Linked DNA regions of Homo sapiens: region 1 is linked to region 2. Evidence: chromatin loops called from intact Hi-C (ENCODE). Cell type or tissue: gastrocnemius medialis. All regions are shown on one strand. Each heading gives the region's core, and the rest is flanking DNA. Links, peaks and the distances in the headings are about the cores only.

Region 1 (15,021 bases), core at 4,449-12,448, 48 kb before region 2:
GAATAAGCATTCCATTCCAGGCAACAGGAAGTCCTGTTCCCCAACCCAGGCTTTCTGAGCCTCCCCAGGGCATGCTCACATCTTCCTCCATGCCCTAGGCCCTTGCAACTCGAGGATCACTTTCCTCCTTCGAGACAAGGCTGCACCTCCTCTGTGATCTTGAAGTCTCAGGCAAGGACCCTGGCCCATTTCTGAGTCCCTCCCTTGCCACTGAGACTGGTTGAAGGATGAATTGATTTTCACCTAAGGCTTGGGGTTGATGAGAGGAATTGCTGCACAGAGAAGGAAATGGCTTAAAGTTGGGTAACAAAACCTCTGCTTCTTTGACTTCTGACCTCTGCCATGATACCAGGGTCTTCCAGGACCCCAGCCTAGGCCCCAAATCTGCTACCATTCTTTTTACTTAACCGCGCAAGGTAGACTCCCCTTTTCTTTCAGATAGGCAGTTAAACTCCTTGTTGCAGCACCTCCCTGATTGGACCCCAGGCCTCTCTTTTGCAGAACCAAAGGTCCTTTAAAGTTTTTCTTAAACAAAAAGCCATCTCTGACCCCCGCACGATGCAGTCTTCCGCCTCCTGTAGCAGATGGTAACGGCTTTGAGCAGCTTTTTAAAATAGCACCTTTTCCATTCCTGCCACAGATGTAAGGGACATAGCGTGGCACGTGGGAAGTGTCCAGCAAATGGCCGTAGATAGCAACATCATTTCCTTAAAGGCCCAGTGGTCATCAGTTGATTTGAAGAGTTCACAGGGAGGAGTTGCAGTGAGGCCCTGGCATCAGTATTTTTTATATGCCCCAGTTTGAGCAGAATGTGCAACTGGATCCACCATCAGTTCTTCAAAATGGTACTTGAGACACATCAGAGGCTCTCAGAGCTGTTAGTTTATTCCTTTCCTCCCTTGATTGAGTGAGTTGGTTTATTATCCTCTGTCCCAGCTCTGTTAATTCTCTCTCTTTGCCTTTGCTCATGTTAGACTCCTGCTGGGATCTGCCCTTCCCCCACCGTGTGTGTGTACCACACCCAACAGTGACTCCACAAGCCAATTCCTTTATGGCTTCTAGGTTTACTTCCCACTAATAGGTGTATCCTTTCAGTGGCCACCTTTTCCTTAGAGTCCTATGCTCATCTAGGTCTCACCCATGCATTGAGCCCTACTCAAGTTCTGCTTCCTCCCAGAAGCCTGCCCTGACTACTGCAGGCAGGGTTGGGCGAGCCTGTTCTGTGTTCCCACAGCATGTTGTGGATATCCCTGCTGTCACTCTTTGCCTTAGAGTCAGCTTCCACCCTCCTCCACATCGCCCCTTGACAAAGAGAAGAGACTCTGTAAACCCTTGCTGAATGAAGGATGAGTAAGTTAAGATGGCAGCAACTAAAAGAGAAGGTAAAGAGATGGTGAGGATTGTATACTGGTACCTACAGTGAGTCTCCTAGCACTTTTGCCAGAAAATTTCTGGCAGAGATACCCTAAGGGAGTTTGGAAAGAGTCATTTCTCATCATGCTATCTTAGAATTTAGACTGGAAGGGCCCCAAGATATCATCTGTCTAACCCCCTTTGAGGGACTGTGCGCTCTTTTAGGGCTTGAGCTAGAATACACACACACAAGTATTCTTCACTTGGTCTCACTCTGTCACCCAGGCTGGAGTGCAGTGATGTGATCTTGGCTCACTGCAACCTCTGCCTCCTGGGCGCAAGAGATCTTCCCCCTTCAGCCTCCTGAGTAGCTGGAACTATAGATGCACATGACCACACCCAGCTAATTTTTTGTTATTTTTTTGTAGAGACGGCATCTCACCATATTGCCTAGGCTGGTCTTAACCTTCCGGGCTCGAGTGTTCACCCGCCTCAGTCTCCCAAAGTGCTGAGATTACAGGTTTGAGCCACCATGCCCATGGGATTGTGAACTCTTTAGGATCATTTAAACATTTTAAGTGGTCAGTTCTTTACGGAAGTAGTCACCATGCACAAGGGAACTTGTCTATTGGGTGAAGTGAAGAATACTTGTATGTATCCTAGCTCAAGCCTTAATTCCGGCTAATGCTCTCTTTAGGAAGCTCTTCTCAGAAAAAAGTCTAGGAAACCTTTGCCTAATGCTTTGAAGAAAATGACTGTTAACAGAGAAAATAACCTAAACTATTTAAATGTTAATAATTGCAGGTGCTCTTTTAGTAATAACAGTGTTGTACATTTCCTTTTGTCTCTGTGAGATCACCCAGTAGCCACTACCTGTAGCATTGCCAAGATTAGCTCCCTTGTTGATACTAACCAGCATTTGGATGGTTACCCTAGGAAAATTGTACTCTATGCCTGTGGTTTGTGTTTCTAATATGTTTCCCTTCCCTTTTTGTTACCCTGCTTTCCTCTTTGCAAGGTAAGTGCTTCCAGACCAACGTCTAGGCCATCTCCACCCTATCCAGTGTCTGATACAGAGTCAGGAAAGTGGCTGGCAGATTAAACTGAGTGATGTGACCAACTTAGTCTCATTGCTTTGCCCACTCTGCTGTCCAAACTTACCTCCCAATACTTCCAAGCTTTCTCCTCTCTAGCTGCTTAGTCCAAGCCTTTTTATAAGATGTTCTTTTCCTCCTTCCTGTCTCTTCTTGTCTTCCACTTAACTAATTGTACTTAGCTCTCAAGTCCAGTGAAAATACTTCCTCTCCCTCTGGGGCCTTCCCATGGGTTCTTCCTTCCAGCCCCATCTATCCCTCCAGCTTTGAGCATCCATAGCCCTTAGTATCTGTGCCTCTTACACAATTACTCCAAAGTAGAAGGTTCTCTGGGGATTCATTCTGTATTTCAAGCCAGATTGTGAGCCCATTGAAGACGGGGCCACATTTTATCCTTCTTTGTGTCCCTTCCACCTCTAGCATATGGCTGGATCCACAGTAGGCACTCAACGAGCACAGGGGCTGGTAAAGCCATCAGCTGTGCTTAGCCAGCTTTGAGGCCCCAAGGGCGCTGAGCTTGTGTTTACAAGCCCAGGAGAAGGTAGAAATTCAGCAGCAACAATTTCATCAAGGCCCTGTTCACATGAGCTTCTTTGTTTTCTTGTCTGGAGGGGGTGGGGCAGGGGAACAGACCAAGTGTGCAGAGCTGCTTGACATCCCAGCAACTGTACGGAATGCTCACTCGCGCTCCCTTTCATGTGCCAGAGTCGTCCCACATCGCAGTATCATCCTGTGCTGACGTGAGCCTGGGGGCCGCTGTCCTGTTCCTCCCGAAAGTGACTGAGACTGAACCCCACTGAAGTGCCTACTTCCAGGAGAAGATGCCAGGGCTTCCCCTTGTGGGTAGGGTCTGATCTCTACTGAGGGGAAAGATGAAGGGAAATTCTGTTGCCATAGATGTTCTAGATCAGGGTTGTGGCTTTCTTTAAGGCTAATGATAAGAGGGGTAGAAAGACTCATCTGTGGCATCTGGCCCATCGCCACGGACTTGGAGTAAAGAACTTGCTTCATATCCCACTTTGGCTACCAATACGTTAATGCACCTGGGCAAGGCACTTTCTGTCTCTGGGTCACAAGGCATTTTGGTGGCAGAAGTGAGACCTGAATGTGGGTCTTTGCACTCCAGGTCCTTTGCCCTTTCCATTACTCCATAGAAACACTGTAGGCATTTGGTATCACACCAAGTTACCTATCCTTTCCCTTTTGATTTATTCCTTCTAGTACCTGAGGTGCTTTTGGGAACAGGGACTTTCTTTAGAGGCCTGCTGTCAAGGGGCTACCCTGACGTCATTCCATGATTCTCCTACATTTCCTTTCTATAAATATTTTTCTTTAAGCCTAGATTTCTTTTCGCTATCAAATGGGTGTGTCTCTTTTGTCAACTATAAATCCTTCCCAGAGGAGATGGGCAAAGTAGTGCTGCTTTGGTGAAGCAAGCGATACCTTTCCATAGCTGGTGCTTAATAAAAATATGTGATATGAATGAATAAATGACAGCAAGAGGCAAGAGAATTGATGATGCCATGGTATCACCTTAATCATTACTGCAAGAGAACATGCCACTCTTGGGGAAGACCCCTGTGAAATTGACCATTTCAGAGCAAGTGCCCAGTTTCCAGTCCTGATGAAATGGGTTCTATCCCCCACTGCCTTCTCAGCTGTTTCTTCATGTTGATGCATTCAACAAGGTAGTGCAATAAGAGTGTGCTGGCGTGGGAGAGAAAGGGGTCCTGGCTTTGGCTCTGGAGCTGCCTGTGCTTAGGCAAGTCCTCAGTTTCCTTTCCCCCATCTCTAGCATATAAGTGCCTTCTGGCACTTAGTGTCCTGCAACTTCATGATTATGTGAAGTGTTCTTACTGGGCCATGGGCTGTCTACTCAGCTGGGGCAGGAATCACTCATCTAGAGCCATGGCTTATGGCACAGTAAAGCCTGCGGGTGCCACTGAGACTGCTTCTGCTGAGATTAGACACAGTGGTTTGGCACCAAGTCTGTGACCAGTGCCTGTTTTTAGCAACATGGCTAGTAAATATTGACTCTGTGGCATGAAAATGGAAAGCAGAGATGACTATGTCAACTCACTCAGAGGATAGAAGTTCACCAACCTCTGATAAGATGTAGTTATACAACGCATAGGTGTGTCACTAATAAATAAGTTGTTTGGGGGCAGGGAGAATGGAAAACAAGACAAGGAAGCATTCCATGGGCAATTAACAGCTGCTTTCCTGTCTGCACTGTCTGGCTGGCTTATTCATTTGTTCGCTTTAAAATGAATGGATACTTACATACACACTGGCATGTAGGAAAAAAAGGCTAGAAAGAAATACACCGAAGCATTCACTGTGGCATTCTCTAGAAACAGTGAAATTGCCACAGATTTGTACTTTCATATACTTTTTCTGTTTTCCTCATGGTCTACAATGAGCACATATTACTTTTATAATCTGAAAAGGACAATGTATTAGACATAAGATAATTCTTTCTGAAGAGTCTGAAGGAACTTTCAGAATCATGCAAGTACCTTAGACCTTTGTGTTTTGCCTACTGGACACTGGGTAGTACCGTAGTTATCAAAAGAGAAAAGTCCATGTAAGAGAAGCTACTCTTCCGAATAAATCCTGATCTAAGTGTGTTCACTGATTTATATCCATAAAAGCAGATGTGGTGGGAAAATATTGCAATCATATAAGATTTCAGAATTTTTTTCTGTGTAAACAGACACTTAACTGCTTTGAGTGCATTCTGTAATTCACAGCAGCTAGCTCCGCTTGGCCCAGAGGTGGGCAGGTCTGAGACAGGGCACTCTGGTAAATGGTTGCTTGTGACCTGAAGGTGGGAGCAATCAGTTCTGGAGGATTGACTAGACTTCAGGATTTGGAATGTTGGGGTGGGGATGGGGGTGAGAATGGCGTTATAATAATAATTACCACTGGTTAAGCACCAACCATACACCAGGCACCATCCACATATTGTTATAACCTTACAAAGCCTTATTGGACAGGCATTAGCCACCTTTTAGGGAGGAGGAAACCAAGGCCAGGAGAAGTCACTTCTCTAAATCCTCAGAGGCAGTCAGCAGCAGGCCCTGGACTCAAACCTGGCCTCAAAGCATTTGCTCTTTCTACCATGCTAGGGTGTCTCTCAGAGGGTTCAGAGTTTTGCAACAGAAAACAGAAACTGCTAAAGGGAGCCTGAGCTAACAAATAAGGTACATGCGTCTCCATCCAGGACTGAGGACCTTTGGAGTAAGAGGCAGCCCCAGGTGTAAAAGCTGGGCGAGTAGCTACAGGTAGGATCCTGGCCTTGTTAGCCCTGAATCCAGGACTGGGTGTGTCTGCCTTCCTCAGCCTGGTGCAACCTAGAGGGGCCAGGTGGCCTGGGTTGTGGGACCCAGAGAACCACGGGACAGGTGGCCATTTCCAGTCTGGGAGGGACTTTCATCTGCTGGCTGCCTATGTGATGGGGGAGGCCATTTGTTGCGGGGCAGGGAGTTGGAGTGTGGGGTTGTGGCATCCAGGCCTGTGGGTGAAGAGGAGTTGGTCTCTCACCTTCTTCGTACCTGGTTGATTAAAACAACCAGTAAAAGAGTCTTAAGGCTGTTTAGCTTTTTCGCTGGGTTAGTAGAGCTAATTTCTGAGTCTGAGGCAGCAGTTGCTTCCTTGGGCTCACAGGTCCTGTCCTCACAGCCCTTGGGACTGGCCAAGTGCTGATTTCTTCCACCTCCACTGGAGATCTGTCTACCTGCAAACCGTCATTTGAGAATGCTTGTCTGCCCGCCTCACCAGGGAACCAGGGGCCTGCTCTCTGAGAATGAATGCCTCAGAGTTGGGTTTCATCAAAGTTGGATTTCACTTAATTTCTTAAGAGAAAGGATGTATGTTTTGGGGGAGAGGCCAAATTGTGGTGTGTGGTGTTTTTAAAAAATGACTTTTTTGGGCCAGGCAGCTGAGTTGATTGAAGCCCAGCAGTACCCATTATAGAAATGGCTCATCTTGTGGTTCTCTAGAGTCGTGCCTTGAATATTTTTGGTCTCCTGGCAAAGGCATATAGGATTTTGCAATTTTATGGAGCAGGTTTCAAAGTTACAGGAATTGCAAGGAGCAGTGGTGTTTGTCCTCTCCTCCTTCTCCGGGAGTCTGTATTCCTCTGAGGCTCAGGCCAGTGTGGCTGCTTTTCAACACAATGGGAATCATTGTAATAATCACCTGAATTTGTACAGAACTGTACAGTTGACAAAGCACATTGCCATGCATTGTCTGTTTCAATGCTCATGGCTACATTTCTAGTTAGGCAGGGATAATTGACTATTTTTTACAAAAGAGAAAACCGAGGCTTGGAGATGTTAAGTGGCCTGGAGACACAGCTAGGAAGAGGCAGCATCATAGTTGAGTCAAGGCTTTCTGACTCCAGACCAGCGAAAGCAGGGAGGTTTGCACCTGTTAAGGTGTGGACCTGCCCGTGTCCTGGAATGCGGCTCTCTAGGCACAGGGAGATGCAAGCACCTTGAGACCTGACTGTGACTGTCCTAGGCCCAGCAGAGCCACCTCGGTGGAGGGTTGGACAGCCTTTGAGGTGCAGGTGGGGCTTCGTGTGGTGCTTTGCTCTCTTCCTATGCCTTCCTTGGCTGTTGTCTATTTGGTCTTTACAACTGCCCTGTGAGGCAGCAGGGTAGATAGACACTATTAGCTGCATTTTATAGATGAGGGAACTGATGTTTCAAGAGGTTAGGTGACTCACTCAACATCATGTATTCATTAGTCACAAAACAAATATGTATTAGGTGCCTACTGAAGGTACCTAGGGGACTGAGGTCACAGCCAGTGTCTGGAGAAGAAGAGACTTGAAGGCAAGTAAGAAAAGGGAACACAGTAGGTCCCTAGAACTCCCTGCTGAGTGAGAGCCCCCAAGGACAGCCCCAACATTGTGGATCTCTTTGTATCCACAACAGCAATGAGAACAAGTTGGGCTTAGGCCAGTGTTCTAGAAAAACTTTGTCATGATGTAAATAATGGTGATGAAAATTCCTGCCATTTATTGTGCTCCTGTTGTATGCAGGCCATATGCTGGGCATTTTACATGTCCGTCCTTCCTTCCTTCCTTCCTTCCTTCCTTCCTTCCTTCCTTCCTTCCTTCCTTCCTTCCTTCCCTCCTTCCTTCCTTCCCCTTCCCCTTCCCCTTCCCTTCTTTCTTTCCTCCTTTCTTTCTTCTCTGCCACCCAGACTAGAACTCAGTAGCATAGTCATGGCTCATTGTGGCCTTGACCTCCTGGGCTCAAGCGATCTTCCCACTTCAGCCTCTGAAGCGGCTAGGACTACAAGCATGAGCAAACATGCCCGGCTAATTTATAAATATTTTGTAGAGACAGGGTCTTGCTACTTGCCTAGGCTGGTCTTGAACTCCTGGCCTGAATCAGTCCTCCTACTTCAGCCTTCCAAAGTGTTTGGATTAGAGGCTTGAGACATTGCACCCAGCCTATGCTATTTCTAACTGTCACAATAACCTTGCAAGGCAGCGATTATTTACCCCACTTTACAGATGAGAACACTGAGGCTCACTGAGGGCAAATCACTCATATCCCAAGTCACCCTGGGATTAAAATCCATGTCTCTTTGGCTCCAAAGCCAGAACAATTTCCACTGAACTACACTGCCTCTCTGTGATAATGGACTCTAAGAAACTTGCTGGAGAAGGATAGTGCCAGTTACTTTGGGAAACTCATGGATAAGGGGGGTCAGGTGTGGAAGGTGCTGGAGAGGTGGACAGGACCATGGCTGTGGGCAGAGAATCTGTAAGAGGCCGTGTGTCCTGCTGGTGGCGGCAGTACCTGAGAGAGAGGAGGACTTTCCTGCTTATGGCCATGCTGACCTGCAGTCCCCTGGAGCCAGCCCTCCCTGCGCTGCGTGGGCCCTGAAGAGCAGAGGCTGCTTTGTCCTCTCGGATGCTTTCCTGAAGAACCCAAGCCTTCCTCCCTATGCCCCCTTTCCCTGCTGTGTTAGTTTGCTGGGGCCTCCATAACAAATGGCCACAAACTGGGTGGCTTCAAACAACATAAATTTATTCTCTCCCAGTTGTAGAGGTCGGAAGTCCAAAATCAAGGTGTCAGCAGGGTTGATTCCTTGGGGAGGCTCTGAGACAGAATCAGTTCCATACCTGTCTCCTAGCGTCTGGTGGCTGCTGGTGATCCTTTGTGTTCTTGGCTTGTAGACACATCACTCCAATCTCTGCCTCCATCTTCATGTTGCTTTCTCCCTGTGTGTCTCTGTGAGTTCTCTTCTGTCTAATCTCTGCCTGCCTCACTCTTATGGCATCTGTCATTGGATTTGGGGCCCACTCAGGTAATCCAGAATGATCTCATCTTAAGATCCATAAATTAATTACATCTGCAAAGGCCCTTTTTCCAAATGAGGTCATGGTCACATGTGCCAGGGGTTAGAATATGGAAATATATTTTAGGGAGCCACTATTCAACCCACTATGACTGCCCACCCCTGTTTCTTCTTGGAGTTGCATGAGAACTTTGGGGGTCAATCCACTCACTGCAGGCTGGGCACTGAGCTGACAGCAGCTGCCTCTACTCTGCCTATAGCAGTGCCCTGAGTGTTGTGGTCAAGTGGTCTCGATCCTTTAGACCTTTAGGCAATGGGAAGACCTTATATAAAGAGCTCACAGAGCAGCTCTGGGATTAGCTACTTTTGAACGTCAGAGTGGTAATTCCCACCTCGAACATGCTGTCGTTGTCCTGTGTGGCATAAGCAAGAGAGAGGCTGTCCTTGGCATGGCAGGGCCCTGTGGGTCAGCCAGGCTGTTTGTTCTCCTGCCAGACTGCAGCTGGCACAGACTCCTGACCACACGGTACCCTTTCCTGCTGCCTTACATTTACTTAACACTGCAGAATCTGTTCTTCTCTCCTCTTCTGTCCAGATCTCCCTCCCCATCATTCCCTGCCCACCTCCTCTTAGCATTCTTCCTTACTGCATGCCTCTTGGCTATCAACGCATCTGGTACTTTATCTGTCCTCCCTCCTTCAACAATGTCAGAATGTTTTTTTTTTTTTTTTGAGATGGAGTCTCGCTCTTTCACCCAGGCTAGAGTGAAGTGGCTCTATTTCACGATTTCAGCTCACTGCAACCTCCACCTCCCAGGTTCAAGTGATTCTCCTGTCTCAGCCTCCCAAATAGCTGGGATTACAGGTGCCCACCACCATGCCCAGCTAATTTTTGTATTTTTAGTAGAGACGGGGTTTCACTATGTTGACCAGGCTGGTCTCGAACTCCTGACCTCAGGTGATCCACCTGCCTTGGCCTCTCAAAGTGTTAGGATTACAGGCGTGAGCCACCAAGCCCAGCCAGGTCTTATTTTTGTGTAATAATATTAACTCTTCTGAGGGATCAGGCCTTGTTTTTCCAGTTAGATGTAAGCCCCCCTGCAGTACCATGCAGTCTTTGGTAAACACCTGTCAGTGCCTCCTTGGCTGCTCAACTGGCATAGGAAAGTGTTTGGTCTTGTCTCCTCTCTGTTCCTAAATCATTGGGTGATTTTGAACAAGTGACCTACTCCCAGGGTTTTCATTTCTTCCTGTGGAAAGCCAGAATGTTGGACTATCGGATACTATCAAAGGTCCTTTTCAGGCAGAACACTGTGTGATTGTCCCAACAGCTCTCAGGTCTCTGAAGGCTCATGTCTGATAAGGCCAGGGCCTGGACCAACATAAATGTTCTCCTTGTGGCCAAGGTAGGGTCAGAGATCCCATTCCCTGATCCTGGTCCCAGCAGTGCTGCCTCCGCAGGTAGTATTCCTAAAAACCCAAACTGCAGGATGGACCATGCTTTTCCCTGTAAAGCATTCTCTGTGATAACCCCATTTCCCAAGGATCAGGTTCTCCGTGGGTAGGTGAAGTCCATCTGGGAGCCTAGTTAGAGGAAAACCAAGTAGATAAACACTTGACCTGTGTTGGTGCAACCTCAGCAAGGCCTCTGGCAGCCTAGCCTCCTGGCCAGAACCCTGGCTAGAAGGTGTTTCTTTCTGGCACAGCTGCCAGCCACACCCAGAGAAGGTTGGGGCCTCTCCCATTTTCTAAGTGAAATGACTAATTAGTCCTGAAGCAGGAGATTTCTATCTGCTCATAATGGCATCATGATTTATTCATGTGAGGCTGGACCACTTACAGGGACTGGTCCCATGTTTCCTCTGGCTTTGATGTGATATGAGGCCAACTGTAGTTTTCCAGAATGAATAATTTCTCAAATCCAGCTTGCTTTCTCAGTCACCGCTGCCAGGAAACCTATAACTCTGTTCACTTAATAGCACCCTCCTTCCCAGGTCTGCAATCATTTTAGAAGGAATGCATTCTTATCTGGCGCTCAGTTCCTTCTCTGGCAATGTGAGGGTTAGGCTAGATGGTATCTCAGGGCCTTTCTAGCCCTTAGGTTTTTCTACTTTTAAAGTTCTTGCCCCTTCTCCTCATGTTTTCTTAAGGTATTTGCTTCCATAGGACTGAATGCAAGGTAATCAGAGACATAGCTGTTGAAAGCTTCTCTCCTGGTTTCACTTTTCTGCCCAATTACTAAGTCTTAAAGGCACGTAGTGTAGTTTAAGCTGTTAGTTCCTGGCCTCTTAAGACTGCCCACATTCACTTAATGTCTTGTGACTTGCAGCCTCCCAGCTTAAAATCTCAGTAATGAAGAACAAGATCTTAACCCTTGTATAAAGATAATGGCAGGTTACCCCATTTCCATAATCCCATGCAGAACAAGGGAGTTAGACTGGTCTCATTTTACAGAACAACCAAAATGTTATTGTGACTGCTTTGTGCACATGCACCGTGAAATGAGTCGGCTCTTTAATGATTTGGTTGCCACCTTATGGGTTGTCTGGGGGTCTGGGGTGGCAGGGGTCTCAGGCCTCCTTTCAGGGACTAGGCTAGTAGGGACTGACATAGTTTTGCTTCTGTGAATTCTTTCTTGTCTGTTTGACATTATGATCATATCGAAGATACAATTTATATCCCATTTCCCTATTTATGTTGTAGTGTAAACATTTTACAGTCATTCCCTATATAAATATATTCATTGGCTATGCAGTGCCCCAGATAGAATGCTTAACATGATCATGTTTAACTTGTATAGTTAAGAAAGAAAATCAGTTAATAACAAAATCAAATAGTGCATTTAAAAGTTCCCTCCCACCATCCTCCTGAACCTCTCTAGTCCTATTCCTCATAAGTGATCATTAAGTTTCTTGTATATCCTTCCAGAAATTGTCAATGCATATATGAACATACATATGCATAGTCTATATTTTCAAAAAGGTAGAACAGACTATATACACAGATGGGATCAGAATGTTGTTCTGTAACTTTGTATTTTAATCTTGTGTATTTTCCCAGATCAGGTATGTGTATCTTTTTAAAAGCTGCATAGACCACCTGTTATGGATGGACCATAATTAATTTAAGCAGTACCGTCTTGATAGACATTTAGGTTGTTGCTGAAATGCGCATCTTTTTACATACATCTGCATACCTCATTTACTCATCTGCTGTCTGCCAAGTATGGTTCTAGGCACTAAGGATTTAACTGTAAACAAGACAAACTCTTGTGTCACCCTTGTACTGGTAAAATTGTCAGATAAATTCTGGAAAATGGAATTGTTAGTGCATCGATTTATCACATTTCTTGAATGCATGTGGCATATAAGCCACGTAGACTATTTTACTGAATGTTTGATAAATCAGTGGATGTTCTCCCATCCCGCAGTATGGTCACCTCTTTCCAGCCTCTCAGTGGTTAATGGGTCATGTATTGAGGCTTCAGGAAGGTTGCTGCAGCAGTGAGGGGTAGTGACAGTCAGTAATGTATGTTTGCCAGGACTTTTAAGATTCCTTATGGTACAGCTTTGCAGTGTGTTCTTGCAACTGTGTGAGGAAATCAGAGTGGCTGGTCTGCACTTTACGGAAGGAACTGACACACAGAGAGATCAAGGCTGGGGGGCTGGAAAAGACTCATTACTTTCCATGAAGGTGGCTGGTGGCCAAGCTGGGCTGAGGGCCCAAGAAGAGGGGTTTTGCTTCCTGGGACTTCTTTAAGTGGTCCTTGGAATTTCTCCCACTTAGAGTAAAGCATGTGCAAACTGGAGGAGCAGTTTTATTTTTTCACTTACTATATGGAGACAGAGTTCTCAAGGACTTGCATTTCATGAATTCAGTTAGAGCTGCATTGTCCAATGTGGTAGTCACCAACAACATCTGACTGCTTAAATTTAAATGTAATTAAAAATAAGTAAAATTGCAAATTAGTTTCTCAGTTGTACTATCCACATTTCGAGTGTTCAGTAGCCACACGTGGCTAGCAGCTACCACATTAGACAGCACAGATATAGAACATTTTCATTATCCAAGCATCAACCTGGAGTGTATAAGGCTGTAGCGTTGTTTTTCTCCTAAACACTTCCACAAACACTTGAGTGTTTTGAGTCTAGGCTCACTGCAGCTTCCGCCTCCTGGGTTTAAGCGATTCTCCTGCCTCAGCCTCCTGAGTAGCTTGGATTACAGGTGCCCGCCACCATGCCTGGCTAATTTTTGTATTTTTAGTTAGAGATGGGGTTTCATCATGTTGGCCAGGCTGGTCTGGAACTCCTGACCTCCAGTGATCCACCCACCTCGGCCTCCTAAAATGCTGGGATTACAGGTGTGAGCCACTGTGCCCAGCTTGAGATCATCTTTACTCTCTAACTTTTAGGGAAAAGAGGCTCACAGGCAAGAGGTGACTTGGTGCCAGAAGTCACGTAGTTGGGGGTGCAAAGCCACAAGCACAGCCAATCCTCCACCTGTGTTTTTTCCACTCCAACCTGAGCTGTTGATCCTGATCCTTTGCATATGGCTTTATCTGTTCCATTGTCCTGCCTTTATGCTAATCTGGAGGGTTCAGATTGGGTGCCTACCATGAGTGGGGCCCTCTGCCAAGTAGCTCTGGGTCTGTGTTGTTGCTATGTCCCCAGACAGGAGACCACAGAATGAGTCAGCCACCTCCACATGGGGTTGCTGGTGCCCTGCAGATTCTGCCCCAAGACTGACGGCTTCCCTGTGAACCCTCTTGTGATGCGGTCAGGACATGCATCAACAGTTTATAAACAAGATTACAGGAAGCTCGGCTGCTGTTCTACACACAAACCCACCCCACCCACTGACATGCAGAGCTGGGACAGGTGCTGAAGAATGAGTCCATGGGAAGCTTGTCTTCATGAATGGGATAAAACCCAAGCTGGTAGCAGACTGACCCATTGTTTTCCGAAGTGGGGATGGGTAGACAAATGAGAGACCAAAACTGCAGTAGGGGCTCAGAACAATTAAAGTGCCAACTCTGAAAATCAAGACATTAAGGCAGGCGGGTGGGGACTTTGCCTGAAGTGGTCAGCTGGGATTTGGGAGTGATGAGAAATAACTGGTTTGAGGCTGAGAGACAAATGTAGGGATCATCATCACATTGAAAAAGCCAAGAATGCGGATCCCCATGCCTATACCTATGCTGATAACTTCTTGCTCCTGAAAACTGTAGTTGGGAAAGTTGGCAGAGGACACTAAGCAGTCAATACTGTTGTTATATTATTACTATTGTTATTGAGAGTAGTAGTAAACAGAAAGACATAAGTTAAAAATGATATTTATAGGCCGTCTTTAGAGATAGAAGAAACTGAACCTTCTGGCATACCAGGATATTCCTGTTGCGTGAGAACTCGTGGTTCTCAAACTTTGGTGGGCATTAGAATCCTCAGAGGGCTTATCAAACCACAGATGCTGGGCCCCACCCCCAGAGTTCCTGACTCTGTGGGTCTGAGCTTAGGGCCTGATAATTTGCATTTCTGACAGGTTCCCAGATGATCCTGATCTTACTGGTCTCGGGTCACACTTTGAGAAACACTGGTTTATACCATCAGGTGCTACAGAGAACTCAGTTTGTTTCAGTGGCATAGGTTTACAATTCTAAGGCCCTTTGACAAACCCTCTTACCCACAGCCCAACTGTGCTGGCTGCCTAGAACAAGCCTTTGTGCCACTGGAAACTGCTTTTGTCGTTACTCATCATGACTGTGTTTCAGATTTTTAGTGCTAACCACCTCGAAGTCTTGAGCTGCTGTAAGGTGCCTCTCTTACAGTGGGTGTGGTGGGTCACACAGATGAAGTGTAAGACATTGCCCTGCCCTTAACAGATTAACCTAATTTAGGGGCGGGGGGAAAGGCAAACACAGTAAAGAAATGAGCATAAAGAGACAATTAAGTGTACTGAACTTTAGGAGCTAACATATTCCAAGGTGAGGATTCCTGGGGGGTGGCATGGTCAGGGAAGACTTCCAGGAGGAGCTGGAACTTGAACTTAAAACAGGAGTAGCATTTGGGTAGGCAGACGACCTCCTAGTTTAGGCAAATAGGGCTAGCAGAAACCCAGAGGTGGAAATGAGTGTGTTGGGGTGTGTCTGCTGGGAAGCAGAGTACATTTGGGCAAGTAGAATGAGGCTAGGTGGTGAAAGGCCCCTGGGGCCTGGCCAAGGAGCTCAGGCTTGATGGGAAGGAGAAAATAATCTT
Region 2 (15,021 bases), core at 4,223-12,222:
TATTTTATACCACTTCAGTTTTTAAATTAGAATTAATTAAAATTAAATAAAAGTTAAAATTCAATTCCTCTATTACACTAGCCACATTGCAAGTGCTCAGTAACCACATGTGACTAGTGGCTACTCTATTGGACAGCACATATCTAGAACATTTTCATCATTGCAGAAAGTTCTGTTGATAGTGCTGAACAAGAGGCTTAAGCGGATTTAGGTTCCATTTTGTAAGTCACAGCATATCATAGGTGTTGCTGTGTACTTTCTATGTCACTATTTTATGTCCGGTTGTTCTACTTTTCATGATGCTAAGATTATTGAGTGGGTCCAGGTGTGCTTCTGGAAATGTTTAAAGAAAGGAGAAAAGAAGATTTTGATGTTCTTTATTTAGGATGGACTAGGGGGCAGGGAATGATCCCCAAAGTTGGGTTGGAGCCATTTTAGCCATATAAGAATCATCTGGAGCCGAGCGCAATGGCTCACACCTGTAATCCCAACACTTTGGGAGGCTGAGGTGGACGGATTGCTTGAGGTCAGGAGTCCCAGCTTGGCCAATATGGTGAAACCCCATTTCTACTAAAAATACAAAAATTAGCTGGGCGTAGCGGCATGTGCCTGTAACCTCAGCTACTCAGGAGGCTGAGGCCTGAGAATCAGTTGAACCTGGGAGGCGGAGGTTGCAGTGAGCTGAGATCGCATCACTGCACTCCAGCCTGGGCAACAGAATGAGACTCTGTCTCAAAAAAAAAAAAGAAAAGAAAAGAATCATCTGCAATACTCAGTATGCTGTAGTGGTTGAGAGCTGTTCTGCTTGGGTTTGAATCCTGACTCTATTTACTAGCTATGGGACTGTGGGCAAGTTGCTTAACCTCTCTGAGCCTTTGTTTCTTAAAGTGTGAAATAGAAAAATGTTAGTCCTTAGATCATAGGATATTGTGATGATTAAATGAGATAATGTGCATAAGGCATGTAACATAGAGTATGTGTTCAATGAATATTAATTGCTATTATTATGTTGTTAGAGTAAAAATACAGGTTTTAAGGCCTCACTGCTGGAGAATCTAATTTGTTAAAGTCTATGGTGGGATCTGGAAATCTGCATTTTAAAACAAGTTCTCCAAGTGATCCCAAGGTCCTGGATCCCTTGGCCTAGAACCCTTCCTGAGATCTTTCCCTTTGGGCCCATGGCTTTATTTCAGCCCCAGTGGAGCACATGCTGGCTGGATACCCCAGCTTCTGTCAGAGGATTGTAAACCAAAAATTAAATTCTAAGCCCCCTCAACCAACTGAATAGACCCCTCTCTCAGCCAAGGAGATTCCAAAGTAAACCTGAAAAACTTTCAGGCCATGGTGGGAAGAGGGGTTGGACATGCCTCATTATACTCTCTGCCCATTTAAATTCGGGCACAAGTGACCAGCATTAATATGAAAACAGTGAACTTAAGCCTAACAAAACAGACTCTTTGCAGCAATAAGATAATAAATTCCAACCTGACTCTACTATAACATCACATGACAAATAGCAGGCCCTGAAAGAAATAGAAGTATTTTACCCTAATAAATCTTTTGACATATTTTGAAATGGCCCTGCAAAGCTGACTCTTGTGGGAAAAATCTATATTCTGTGGAGAATCTCTGTTCCTTTCCATGTCTTTTTCTGATCCTGAAGAGATTAGCTGAGAGTCTAGCACCTTTTAAGAATATGAATAGTAAACATTTGCCATCTATTGCCTCCAAGGGCAGCCACCTGTGAGACTTCATCTACATAATAAAAACCTTGGTCTCCATAACCCTTGTCTTAACTCAGACACTCTTTTCTATTGATTCCAGGTCTTTCAATAATAACCAATTGCCAATCAGAAAATCCACCTGTGACCTAGAAGCCCTCCCAACCCCCTATCCTCACCTTCAAGTTGTTCCACTTTTCCAGATGGAACCAATGTACACCTTAGATTTATTGATTCTGCCTGTAACTTCTGTCCCCCTAAAATGTATAAAATCAAGCTGTTACCCAACTACCTTGGGCACATGTTCTGAGGACCTTCTGGGACTGTGTCATGGGTCTTGAGCACTCATATTTGGCTCAGAATAAACATCTTTAAATATTTTACAGAGTTTGACTCTTTTTGTTGACAGGATAAATAAGCCCAAGTAGGGTTGCCAGATTTAGCAAGTAAAAACCTATTTTATCTGGCAATTCTAAATCTCAGGGGAGATTTTTTTTGCTCTGTCACATCAACTATAGGAAGCAAGAATGTAGAGTGTGAAAAAGTAGTATCAAACATCAAAAACAGTATTCTAGAGTCTTTAAAAATGAATATAATTAATGGGGTCTTATGCTTAAGTTAGGGGCCATACTTAGATTCTCTTGAGCCCCATAAAGGGGCCATCTTTTATAAAATTGAAGAAAGGGGGCTTTGGGGCTGTCTTGCTCAGTCTGCTTCTTTTGTAGGTAATGAAACCAGGGCCTGCCTGGAGAAGGGAAATGAGTTGTCCAAGGTCAGTGGCAAGGCTGGAATGGAACCTAGGTCTTTAGTTTCTGGCACAGCATTTGTTCCGCTTTGTCATCTGTCTTAGTCCATTCAGACTCTGGCATTCTGTCTCTGCCCCCCACCCCAATTAATGTCCTTTTCAAATGTAAAATACATTCCTTCCATTCCAATAGTTCCAAAACTCTTAATTAATTCCAGCATCAACTCCAAAGTTTAAAGTCCAAAGTCTCATCTAAATATCTAAATCAGATGTGGGTGAGACTCAAGGTATGATTCATTCTGAGGCAAGTTGCTCTCCAGCTGTGAACCAATGACATCAAACATGTCGTGTTACAAAATATGATGGTGGGACAGGCAGAGGATACACATTCCCATTCTAAAAGGAAGAATGGGAAAGAATAAAGGAGTGACAGGTTCTGAGCCAGTACAAAACATTGAGAAGAATCTTTGGCTCATTGCTCTGCCCTCCAGGCCCATGGGGGTGGAATGGAGGTCTTGCCCCTGCAGCTTTGAGCAACCCTGCCCATAAGGCTTTGCTCTCCAAACATTGGCCCCCACACCAAAGGCAGTTCTCTGCCCAGGGGCCCACCAGCTCTCTAAGGCATCTTGTGAAATCCAGGTGAAAGCAGCCACACACCCACCAGCTTTGCTTGGCACAGAGCTTGCCACACTGTTGCCCTCCAGGAGCCACACCTGGTATGTCTGAGGAGTATGGCAACAGAGTTTGGAGAGCAAAGCCCACAATGTGAGGCAGCACTGGGCAGTGGAGGCCCCTCCTTTGATATCATTCTGCCCTCTAAGCTCTGGCACTATGAATCTGTGATGGGAGGGACACCCCTCTTTTCACCCCCACGATCTCTGAAATGACTTCAGGGTTATTCTTCCATTGTCTTGGACAATAGGTCCTGGCTTCTGTTTAGATGGCTGACTAATCCCCTTATTGTCTTGATGAATAGCACCTGGCTTCCCTGGAGAGCCATATTAATCTTTTTATCAAATGGTTGCTTGGTCATACCTTTGTTCCTTCCCAAACAGGTTTTCTTATGTTTTCCAATATGAGGAGGCTGAGAATTTTGCATACTTTTAAGCTTTCTTCCCTTTGAGTAACAATTTTGTCTTTAAACCATTTCTTTTCACATTTTACTTTAAGTAGTCAAGAGGAACCAGGACACTCTTCCAACACTTTGCTTAGAAATCTCCTCAGCCAAATATTCCATTTTTATTGCTTACAAGTTCTGCCTCCTATAAAACACTAGGGCACACACACAATTCAGCCACGTTCTCTGCTACTTTATAACAAGGATGCCCTTTCCTCCATTGACCAGACCAGTAACATGTTCCTCATATCCATCTGAGACATTATCAGAATGGCCTTTCCATCTGTATTTCTACAAATATTTTGTTGATGGCCACTTAGGTATTCTCTAAGAAGATTGAGAATCTCCTCTCTTTGTGATCCCTCACCAGGACCACCCTTACAGTCCATTCATTCATGGCAATGTAGGCTTTTTCTAGTTGGCACCCCAAACCTCTTCCAGCCTCTACTTGTTAGCTGATTCCAAAGCAGCTTCCACATTTTTAGGTGTCTGTTACAGTAGCACTCCACACTTGGTACCAATTTCCTCTCTCAGTTCATTCAGGCTGCTGTATAACAAAATAACCATAAACTGGGTGGCTGACAAACAACATAAATTTATTTCTCACAGTCCTGGAGTCTGGGAAGTCTAAGATCAAGATGAAGGTTCACTTCCTCATAGATGGCTGTCTTTTGACTGTAACTTCACATAGTGCAAGGGGAAAGTAAGCCCTCTGGGGTCTCTTTTATAAGGGCACTAATCTCATTTGTGAGGTCTCTAACTTCATGACTTAATTACTTCCCAAAGGCCCTATCTCCTAATACCATCACCTTGGGGGTTAGAATTTCAAAATATGAACTTGGAGGAACGCAAACATTCAGGCTAAATAATCTGCTTGTTTTTGTCCCCTGCCATCTCAGGCATATGGAGGGGAGAGGGCAACCTCCAGGGTGACTGGGACCAGGGCCTAGAGTGGGAGCAGAGGCTCTTCTGACAACACCTCCAGGGTGATTCCTGCCCTTGTGATCCAAAAGAAAGAACAAAGCAAATAGGAGCAAAGTCAGTCCCTGGCACTGGACAGACAAAGCCCCAGAAATAAGCCAGGGGGATTCTGCCATACAAGGTCCCTGGGGGGTCAGGATGAGGGCTTGCCCCTATCAGCCCAGCCTCATGACATGCAGAGCTGACTGGGCCTGGGCCTCCCCTCCCCCCGCTGGTGTTTTACAGAGTGTCTGGAGGAGAGCTCTTCGATTTCCTGGCCCAGAAGGAGTCACTGAGTGAGGAGGAGGCCACCAGCTTCATTAAGCAGATCCTGGATGGGGTGAACTACCTTCACACAAAGAAAATTGCTCACTTTGATCTCAAGGTCAGTAAGGGGAGAAAGGGAAAAGAATCAAGTTTAGGAAGAAGAGGCTTAGTCCCTCCTGGTGTCTTTCCCAGGATGGGCCCAGTGCCGACCAGCCCTTCTTTCTCATCTTACAGTGAAAAACCCTGAGCTCATGGGAAAGATGATGCCACGGAAATGTCCACCTTCTCAGTTTCATTTTTCATAACAGGTTTTCTGCACACTGGAGCTGACTGCAAGAAGCTGCTTAAATCAGACTTCAGGCACCTTATTTATTTCAGGGAGCAGGGGGGAACACTTTCTAAATAAGTAGACCAGTGACAGGAAACTTGAAACCAAACACCTTTCACAAGACTGAACTTTTCAGTAACAAAAAACTAGAAATGTTTGGAGGATTGCTGAAGTTGGCTGGCTCGCCAGACCCATTCATAGTGCAGCCTCCATCATCCCTTGACCAGAGCTTGTAAATCCTGGAGCCCAGGGACCACTGGCTGCCCTCCCCAACTCACAACCCCTACTGTGCTCCAAACTGTGGTCATAAAACTGCTTGTAGGGGCCACTGATCATTTATGGTGACTGGTATTCAGGACTGAGAGAGTTCACTGTGACCACATAGGACTTCATAAAGCAAGAATGTGGTCAAAGTAGAAGGATCAGTTCCCTTAGTAACTGAGCTCAGTTGCATAGACTGATGAGCCTATACAGATACTTAATGTGTAAAGTCCTCTAACTTTGATCAATTCTATGACCTGTTTGCTGGGGAGATCCCTTCATTTTTCTATCCAGAAATCCCTGTGGTCTTTCAAGCATGGTGCTGGGTGCTTGGGTATTGCTGCTGATACAAAATTCACTGAGGCCCTGTCTGAGATTACTTCATCTTTTCCAGGAACCTTAGTGTAGGAGATAGAAAAACCAGCAACTCTAAGTACTATGCTAGAAGGAAGCCCAGGGTGGGTGGGGAGGCTAAAGGAGGGGACATCTAAGTCCAACCGGGATATCAGAGAGGGCTCCCTGGAAAAAGTGCTATGTAGTTGAGTTCTGAAGGATTGGTAGGAAATAGAAGAAGAGAAGGGCCTTATAAGGAAGAAAGGCCAGCAGAATACATGGTCACAAAACAGCACAATGCATTCAGGGAAGTACAGGCATGGGAAGTGTGTGCTGAGTGGCTGGGGAAGAAGCCAGGAACAGTGCAGGAAGCAGACACAAGGGTCTGGGAGCTAAGCCAAGGAGCTTGCACTTTACCCTGAGAGATAAGGGTTCAGGTGAGCAGAGAAGTGAGGTAAGCATGTACTTGTTTCAGAGTGATCCCTCTGGCTGGGAGGATGGATAGGCTGGAGACAGCCTGGAGGCTGGGGCTCAGCTAGGAGGCTAAAGCAATAATCTAGGTAAGATGTGAGGAGAGGACAGAGTCAAGATCTTTTGCAGAGGTCAATCTGAGGATTGATTAGGTGCCTAATTAGAGGTAGAGATGAAGGAGGGGACAGGGTTCTGGATGACACCCAAGTTCTGGCTTGTGCCCCTGGCCCAGAGAGGGTCTGGCATGTCCATTATCTCACAGTGGCTATGCCAGGGCATGAGCTCAGTTCCCATATGAGTCCCTACCCCAGCTCTTACTCTACTCTGCCTGATAGGGTGACCTTCTATGAGTCCCCTTAGCATGGTCCTCCTTCCTTAGGCTCACTGTCACTTTTTTTTTTTTTTTAATAGAGATAGTCTCGCTCTGTCACCCAACTGGAACACAGTGGTGTGATCACAGCTCACTGCAGCCTCGACTTCCTGGGCTCAATCTATCCACTTGCCTTAGCCTCCTGAATAGCTGGGACTAAAGGCGTGTGCCACCATACCTGGCTAATTTTTGTATTTTTTGTAGAGGCGGGGTCTTGCCATGTTTGCCCAGGCTGGTCTTGAGCTCCTGGGCTCAAGTGGTCCACCCGCCTCAGCCTCTCAAAAGTGTTGGGATTACAGGCATGAGCCACTGCGTCTGGCCATGATTGTCAGTTTGTTTTTGGTGTTTCTTTTTGGGGGGGACAGGGTCTCACTCTGTCACCCAGGCTGGAGTGCAGTGGCGTGATCTCAGCTCACTGCAGACTAGACCTCTCAGGCTCAGGTAATCCTCCCACCTCAGCCTCCCAAGTAGTTGGGACTACAGAAACATGCCACCATGGCCAGCTAATTTTTGTATTTTTTTGTATAAATGGGTTTTTGCCATTTTGCCCAGGCTGGTCTGCAACTCCTAGGCTCAAGCAATCTGCCCACTTCAGCCTCCCAAAGTGTTGGGACTACAGGCATGAGCCACTGCTCCTGGCTGTCACGGTATTTTTTAATACCTCCAACAGAAGTCTTCCAGAGTTTTACTGAGGCGTCACAGGGTAAAAATGGGGGTCACCAAGGATGGTGAGGCCTGGGCAGGCCTTTGGACCTCAGGGTAGTAACAGCAGGAAATGGTCTGCCTTGATTGCACCTGTGTGACTTCCTGGTACTGCTGTGGACAATTAACTTGTTGTTTTATTGTGTCTTTGCTGGCTCCAGGAGAGCTGCTTCAAAATGGGCTCCTTTGTCTTTTCTTGAATGGGTCTGGTAGGAGGAGTGGCTGGAGCCCAACAGGCACCAATGACTGCAGCAGGTTCGTGATGTTTGGCTTGCCTTTATGGCAGCTCGCTGTGGTGGGGAGAGCACTGGCTTGGAGTTAGCCAGGCTGAGTTACCATGTACCATGATACACCTGAACCTCAGCTTTTCAGCTTCAATGCAAATAATACCTACCTGGCAGAGCTGTAAGGGTTAGAGAGAAGCATTAAGTGCCAGATATGGAATAGGTGCTCGGTAATAGTAGCTGTTATTGTTATTCCCCTTCTCAGAATAGAGGAAAAGGAAATAGAACTTTTGTTACAGTGTTGTGGGCCCCATAGACTAGGAAAACAAACCCTGTGAGTACAGTTCTGTTAATAAATTGTCCAGCAGAGAGCTGAGTTGGTTGCTAGGTAGAACTGCTGGCGAGGGCTGGTGAGGCTCCGGGGCTAACCTGGACATTTTCCATTACCTGGAAACAGTCTGGGTTTTCTCTGGATGCATGTGAGGTGAGGATGCTGCCAGTCCCCACCATGGCCAGGTATCCTTAGAGTTGTGAGGACCTGAGCTTTCTGATTCTTCCACCCGTGGGTCCCTTGGCCTAGGCCCACCTGGGCAACTTCAGGAAGTGATGAGTAGCTGGAACTCAGAAGGATTACCTCAGGATCGGGTACATGTTTCCTGGAGCCAGAATGTGGGTATGCATGCCTCCTGGCTGGAACATTCTGTCTCCTGGAGGGGATCATGCAATTAAGATCCAGCTGGTAGCTTAGAGGAGGCTTCTTGGTTCTGTGTTGTTTCCCACCATATAAAATCCACATTTTTCTTCCTGATTTTCATTCTCCATGATGGATTTTCACTTTCCTCTCCTGCTTATATTCTGTTAACTCCTTCCCAAGCTCAGGGTCCTTACTGCCCCAGGAACACAGCCAGCATGTTGTCTCCACACCCTTACCCATAACCTGTTCTCTATGCACACCTTCCAGCTTGAAGGGGCAGGTAATAGAAGAGGGTTCACTCTCTTGCCTACCTTTGGAATGTGAACAACCTCTCTTCAGGCTGGTATTTAATCAGCTTCTCCTATGTTCAGCCATTGTGCAATGGACAGTCAGGCTCTGTCCCTGCTCACCACATGCTCCTAGCCTCGTTGCAGGGAGCCGACAAATGGATATTTTTTTTTCTTTTTGAGACAGAGTCTCGCTCTGTTGCCCAGGTTGGAGTGCAGTGGCACAATCTCGGCTCCCTGCAGCCTCTGCCTCCTGGGTTCAAGTGATTCTCCTGCCTCAGCCTCCTTAGTAGCTGGGATTACAGGTGCCTGCCACCACGCCCAGCTAATTTTTGTATTTTTAGTAGAGACAGGGTTTCACCATGTTGGCCAGGCTGGTCTTGAACTGCTGACCTCAGGTGATCCCCACCACCCACCTTGGTCTCCCAAAGTGCTGGGATCATAGGCATGAGCCACCATACCCAGTCCAAATGGACAAATTAATATGAGATAAGCAGTATTGGTAAAAACAGGAGACAGAGCAAGATGACCGAATAGAAGCCTTCACTGATCACCCTCCCTGCAAGAACACCAAATTGAACAACTATCCATACACAAAAAAAGCACCTTTGTAAGAACCAAAAACCAGGTGAGAGGTCACAGAACCTGGTTTTATTTATTGTTTTATTTTATTTTATTTATTTATTTTTTTGAGACTGAATCTTGCACTGTTGCCCAGGCTGGAGTGCAGTGGTGCAATCTCGGCTCACTGCAAACTCCACCTACCAGGTTCACGCCATTCTTCTGCCTCAGCCTCCTGAGTAGCTGGGACTACAGGCACCCACCACTATGCCCGGCTAATTTTTTTGTATTTTTAGTAGAGACGGGGTTTCACCATGTTAGCCAGGATGGTCTCCATCTCCTGACTCGTGATCCGCCCACCTCGGCCTCCCAAAGTGCTGGGATTACAGGTGTGAGCCACTGCGCCCGGCCCACAGTACCTGGTTTTAATTTCATATCACAGAAAGAGGCACTGAAGAGGGTAGGAAAGACAGTCTTGAATCACCTATACCACCCCTTCCCCATCTTCTGGCAGCAGCCATGTTGCATGGAGAAAGAACCTGTGCACTTGGGGGAGGGAGAGTGCAGCAATTGTGGGACTTTGCATTGAAACTCAGTGCTGCCCTGTCACAGCAGAAAGCAATACCAGGCAGAACCCCGCTGGAACCCATGGAAGGAGCATTTAGACTAGCCCTAGACAGAGGAGAATTGCTCATCCTAGTGGTCAGAACCTGAGTTCCAGCAAGCCTCACCACTGCAGACTAAAGTGCTCTGGGTTTCTAAGTAAACTTGAACGGAAGTCTAGGCCACAAGGACTGCAATTCCTGGACAAGTCCTGGTCCTGTGCTGTGCTTGGAGCCAGAGGACTTGGAGGGTACACCTAGTGAGACATCAGTTGGGATGGCCAAGGAAGTGCTTGTACCACACCTCCCTCAGCCCCTGGCAGCACAGCTTGCAACTCCAGGAGAGAATCCTTCCCTCCACTTGAGGAGAAAAGAGGGAAAAGTGAAGAGGACTTCATCTTGCAATTTGGATACCAGCTCAGCCACAGTAAGAAAGGGCACAAGGCAGAGTCTTGAGGCCCCCATTCCAGGCCCTAGATCTCAGACAACATTTCTAGACACTCTCTGAGCCAGAAGGGAATCCACTGCCTTGAAGGGAAGGACCCAGTCCTGGCAGGATTCATCACCTGCTGACTACAGAGGCCCTGGGCCCTGAATAGTCAGCAGTGACATCCAGTGTATCACTCAGAGATGTGCACTCAGAGACATGCTGGCTTCAGGTGTGACCCAGCACATTCCCAGCTGTGGTGGCTATGGAAAGAGGAAAGGGAATGATAAAGGGGACTTTGTCCTGCAACATAGGTACTAGCTTGACCACAGTGGGGTAGAGAACCAAGTGGGCTCTTCGGGTTTCCAATTTCAGGCCTTGGCTCTTAGACAGCATTTCTGGACCTACCCTGGGCCAAAGGGGAGCCCACTGCCCTGAAGGGAGAGTCCCACGCCTGGCAGTATTCACCACAAGCTGACTGAAGAGTCTTGGGGCCTTGAATGTGCACTGGCAGTAGTCAGGGAGTACTTGCCATAGGCCTGGGGCAGTGGGGGCCATGGGGGGAGATGCCTCCGCTTGTGGAAAGGGGAGGGAAGAGTGGGAAGGACTTTGTCTTCTGGCTTAGATACCAGCTAGGCCACATTAGAATAGAGCACCAGGTAGATTCCCAAGGTTTCCAACTCCAGGCCCTGGCTCCCAGATGGCATCTCTGGACCACCCAAGGGGGGGAAGCTCACCACCCTGAGGGAAGGACACAAGCCTGGCTGGCTTTGCCACCTGCCTATTGTAGAGCCCTAGGGCCTTGAGCAAACATAGCCAGTAGCCAGGCAGCTGTTATAAGCCTTGGGCAAGACCCAGGGCCATGCTGGCTTCAGGTCTGACCCAGCACAATCCCAGTGGTGATGGCCACAGGAGTGCTTGTGTTCCCCCTCCCCTAGCCCCAGGCAGGTCAGTACAGAGAGAGACTTCATTTATTTGGAAGAAAGTAAGGGAAGAGAACAAGAGTCTCTGCCTCCTAAACCAGATAATTTTTCTGGATCTTATCCAAAACTACCAAGGCAGTACCTTTACAAGTCTGCAAGAACCACAGCATTACTGGGCTTGGGGTGTCCTCTAATACAGATTTGGCTGGAGTGACCAAAAACTTAGATTACAACACTCAAGTCCTTTCAAATATCTGGAAAGCCTTCCCAAATAGATGGGTACAAACAAACGAAGACTGAAGACTAGAATAAATACCTAATTCTTCAATGGCCAGACATCAATAAACGTCCACAAGCATCAAAACCATCCAGGAAATCATGACTTCACCAAATGAACTAAATAAGGCACCAGGGACCAATCCTGGAGAGACAGAGACATGTGACCTTTCAGACAGAGAATTTAGAATAGCTGTTTTGAGGAAACTCAGTGAAAATCAAGATAACACAGAGAAGGAATTCAGAATTATATCAGATAAATTTAACAAAGAGATTTAAATAACTAAAAAGAATCAAACAGAAATTCTGGAAGTGAAAAATGCAATTGATGTACTGAAGAATGCGTCAGAGTCTGTTAGCAGCAGAATTGATCAAGCAGAAGAAAGAATTAGTGAGCTTGAAGATAGACTATTCGAAAATACACAGAGGAGACAAAAGAAAAAAAAAGAATGAAGCATTCCTATAACATCTAGAAAATAGCCTCAAAAAGGCAAATTTAAGAGTTATTGGCCCCAATGAGGAGGTAGAGAGATAGAGGTAGAAAGTTTATTCAAAGGGATAATAACAGAACTTCCCAAAGCTAGAGAAAGATATCAATATTCAAGTACAGGAAGGTTATAGAACACAAAGAAGGTTAAACCCAAATAATAATCAAACTCCCAAAAATTAAAGACATTTAATAATCAAACTCCCAAAAGTCAAGAGTAAAGAAAGGATCCTAAAAGCAAGAGAAAAGAAACAACATACGATGAAACTCCAATATGTCTGGCAGCAGACTTTGTAGTGGAAACCTTATAGGCCAGGAGAGGGTGGCATGACATATTTAAAGTGCTGAGGAAAAAACCTTTATTCTAGAATAGTATATCCAGCAAAAATATCCTTCAAACATAAAGGAGAAATAAAGACTTTCCCAGACAAAGAAAATCTGAGGATGTCATCAATACCAGACCTGTCCTACAAGAAATGCTAAAGGGAATTCTTCAATCTAAAGGAAAAGGACATTAATGAGCAATAAGAAACCATCTGAAGGTGTAGAACTTACTGGTAATATTAAGTACACAGAAAAACACAGAATATCATAACACTGTAATTGTGTGTAAACTACTTGTATCTTGAGTAGAAAGACTAAATGATAAACTGATAAAAAATAACTACAATGTTTCAAGACAGACAGTACAATAAGATATAAACAGAAACAAAAAGTTAAAAAGTGAGGGGAGAAAGTTAAAGTGTAGAGTTTTTATTAGTTTTCTCTTTGCTTGTTAGCTTGTTCATGCAATCAGCATTGTTGTCATTAGTTTAAAATAATGAATTATATGACAGTGTTTGCAAGCCTCATGGTAACCTCAAATCAAAAAACCTACAGCAGAGATATAAAGAAATAAAAAGCAAGAAATTAAAACTTACCACCAGAGAAAATTACCTTCACTAAAAGGAAGACAGGAAGGACGGAAAGAAGGAAAAGAAGACAACAAAACAACCAGAAATAAAAAAGCAAAGTGGCAGGAGTAAGTCCTTACTTATCAGTAATAACATTGAATGTAAATGGACTAAATTCTCCAATCAAAAGACATAGATTGGCTGAATGGATTAAAAAACAAAAAACAGTTAAGAGGTTCCAAGATGGCCGAATAGGAACAGCTCCAGTCTGTAGCTCCCAGCGTGAGCGACGCAGAAGATGGGTGATTTCTGCATTTCCAACTGAGGTACCGGGTTCCTCTCACTGGGGCTTGTCAGAAAGTGGGTGCAGCCCATGGAGCAGGGAGGGGCATCGCCTCACTCGGGAAGCACAAGGGGTCGGGGAATTCCCTTTCCTAGCAAAGGGAAGCCGTGACAGATGGTACCTGGAAAATCGGGACACTCCCACCCTAATACTGCGCTTTTCCAATGGCCTTAGCAAACGGCACACCAGGAGATTGTATCCCGTGCCTGGCTCAGAGGGTCCCATGCCCACAGAGCCTTGCTCACTGCTAGCACAGCAGTCTGAGATTCAATTGCAAGGTGGGAGCAAGGCTTGGGGAGGGGCATCTGCCATTGCTGAGGCTTGAGTAGGTAAACAAAGTGGCCGGGAAGTTCAAAGTGGGTGCAGCCCACTGCAGCTCAAGGAGGCCTGCCTGCCTCTGTAGACTCCACCTCTGGGGGCACGGCATAGCTGAATAAAAGGCAGCAGAAACTTCTGCAAACTTAAACGTCCTTGTCTGACAGATTTAAAGAGAGTAGTGGTTCTCCCAGCATGGAGTTTGAGATCTGAGAATGGACAGACTGCCTCCTCAAGTGGGTCCCTGACCCCCGAGTAGCCTAACTGGGAGACACCTCCCAATAGGGGCTGACTGACACCTCATACAGCCAGGTGCCCCTCTGAAACAAAGCTTCCAGAAGAGGGATCAGGCAGCAACATCTACCGTTCTGCAATATTTGCTGTTCTGCAGCCTCCGCTGGTGATACCCAGTAAAACAGGGTCTGGAGTGGACCTCCAGCAAACTCCAACAGACTTGCAGCTGAAGGTCCTGATTGTTAGAAGGAAAACTAACAAACAGAAAGAACATCCACACCAAAACCCCATTTGTACGTCACCATCATCAAAGACCAAAGGTACATAAAACCACAAAGATGGGGAGAAATCAGAGCAGAAAAGCTGAAAATTCTAGAAATCAGAGGGCCTCTTCTCCTCCAAAGGAACGCAGCTCCTCGCCAGCAATGGAACAAAGCTGGACGGAGAATGACTTTGACAAGTTGAGAGAAGAAGGCTTCAGACGATCGGTAATAACAAACTTCTCTGAGCTAAAGGAGGATGTTCGAACCCATCGCAAATAAGCTAAAAACCTTGAAAAAAGATTAGACGAATGGCTGACTAGAATAAACAGTGTAGAGAAGTCCTTAAATGACCTGATGGAGCTGAAAACCCTGGCACGAGAACTATGTGACGCATACACAAGCTTCAGTAGCTGATTTGATCAAGTGGAAGAAAGGGTATCAGTGATTGAAGATCAAATGAATGAAATGAAGTGAGAAGAGAAGTTTAGAGGAAAAAGAGTAAAAAGAAACAAAAAAAGCCTCCAAGAAATATGGACTACGTGAAAAGACCAAATCTACGTTTGATTAGTGTACCTGAAAGTGACGGGGAGAGTGGAACCAGGTTGGAAAACACTCTTCAGGATATTATCCAGTAGAACTTCCCCAACCTAGTGAGACAGGCCAACATTCAAATTCAGGAAATACAGAGAACGCCACAAAGATACTCCTCAAGAAGAGCAAATCCAAGACACATAATTGTCAGATTCACCAAAGTTGAAATAAAGGAAAAAAATGTTAATGGCAGCCAGAGAGAAAGGTCGGGTTACCCACAAAGGGAAGCCCGTCAGACTAACAGCAGATCTCTCGGCAGAAACCCTACAAGCCAGAAGAGAGTGGGGGCCAATATTCAACATTCTTAAAGAAAAGAATTTTCAACCCAGAATCTCACATCTAGCAAACTAAGCTTCATAAGTGAAGGAGAAATAAAATCCTTTACAGACAAACAAATGCTGAGAGATGTTGTCACCACCAGGCCTGCCTTACAAGAGCTCCTGAAGGAAGCACTAAATATGGAAAGGAACAACTGGTACCAGCCACTGCAAAAACATGCCAAATTGTAAAGACTATCAGTGCTAGGAAGAAACTGCATCAACTAATGAGCAAAATAGCCAGCTAACATCATAATGACAGGATCAAATTCACACATAACAATATTAACCTTAAATGTAAATGGGCTA

The links. A loop is a pair of places that touch in the nucleus more often than their neighbours do. Peaks named below come from ENCODE experiments on the same cell type or tissue, not always from the same donor. Only the 100,000 strongest peaks of a DNase experiment are listed, where the experiment ranks them.
Region 1: a loop joins it to region 2, with 2.5 times the contacts of the local background. A loop is called at or near these places in 9 of 110 quality-filtered maps.

What each region holds. Positions count from the first base shown.
Region 1 is chr15:64,009,409-64,024,429 of GRCh38, reverse strand. All of the region lies in intron 2 of DAPK2 (death associated protein kinase 2), which reads left to right. Among named protein-coding and RNA genes, the nearest start is that of DAPK2, 30 kb to the left of the region's middle. RefSeq lists enhancers at 13,242-13,291, 14,149-14,238 and a silencer at 14,609-14,668. In gastrocnemius medialis, for the core only: no CTCF peak of the experiment used is centred there; DNase peaks (open chromatin) are centred at 5,834, 9,239 and 10,435; H3K27ac peaks cover 8,000 bases.
Region 2 is chr15:63,961,330-63,976,350 of GRCh38, reverse strand. It overlaps DAPK2 (death associated protein kinase 2), which reads left to right. Exons shown (of 12, transcript NM_014326.5): 4 at 4,790-4,928. Among named protein-coding and RNA genes, the nearest start is that of DAPK2, 78 kb to the left of the region's middle. RefSeq lists an enhancer at 3,172-3,919 and a silencer at 4,667-4,961. In gastrocnemius medialis, for the core only: no CTCF peak of the experiment used is centred there; DNase peaks (open chromatin) are centred at 4,820, 5,010, 8,160, 10,850 and 3 weaker places; H3K27ac peaks cover 8,000 bases.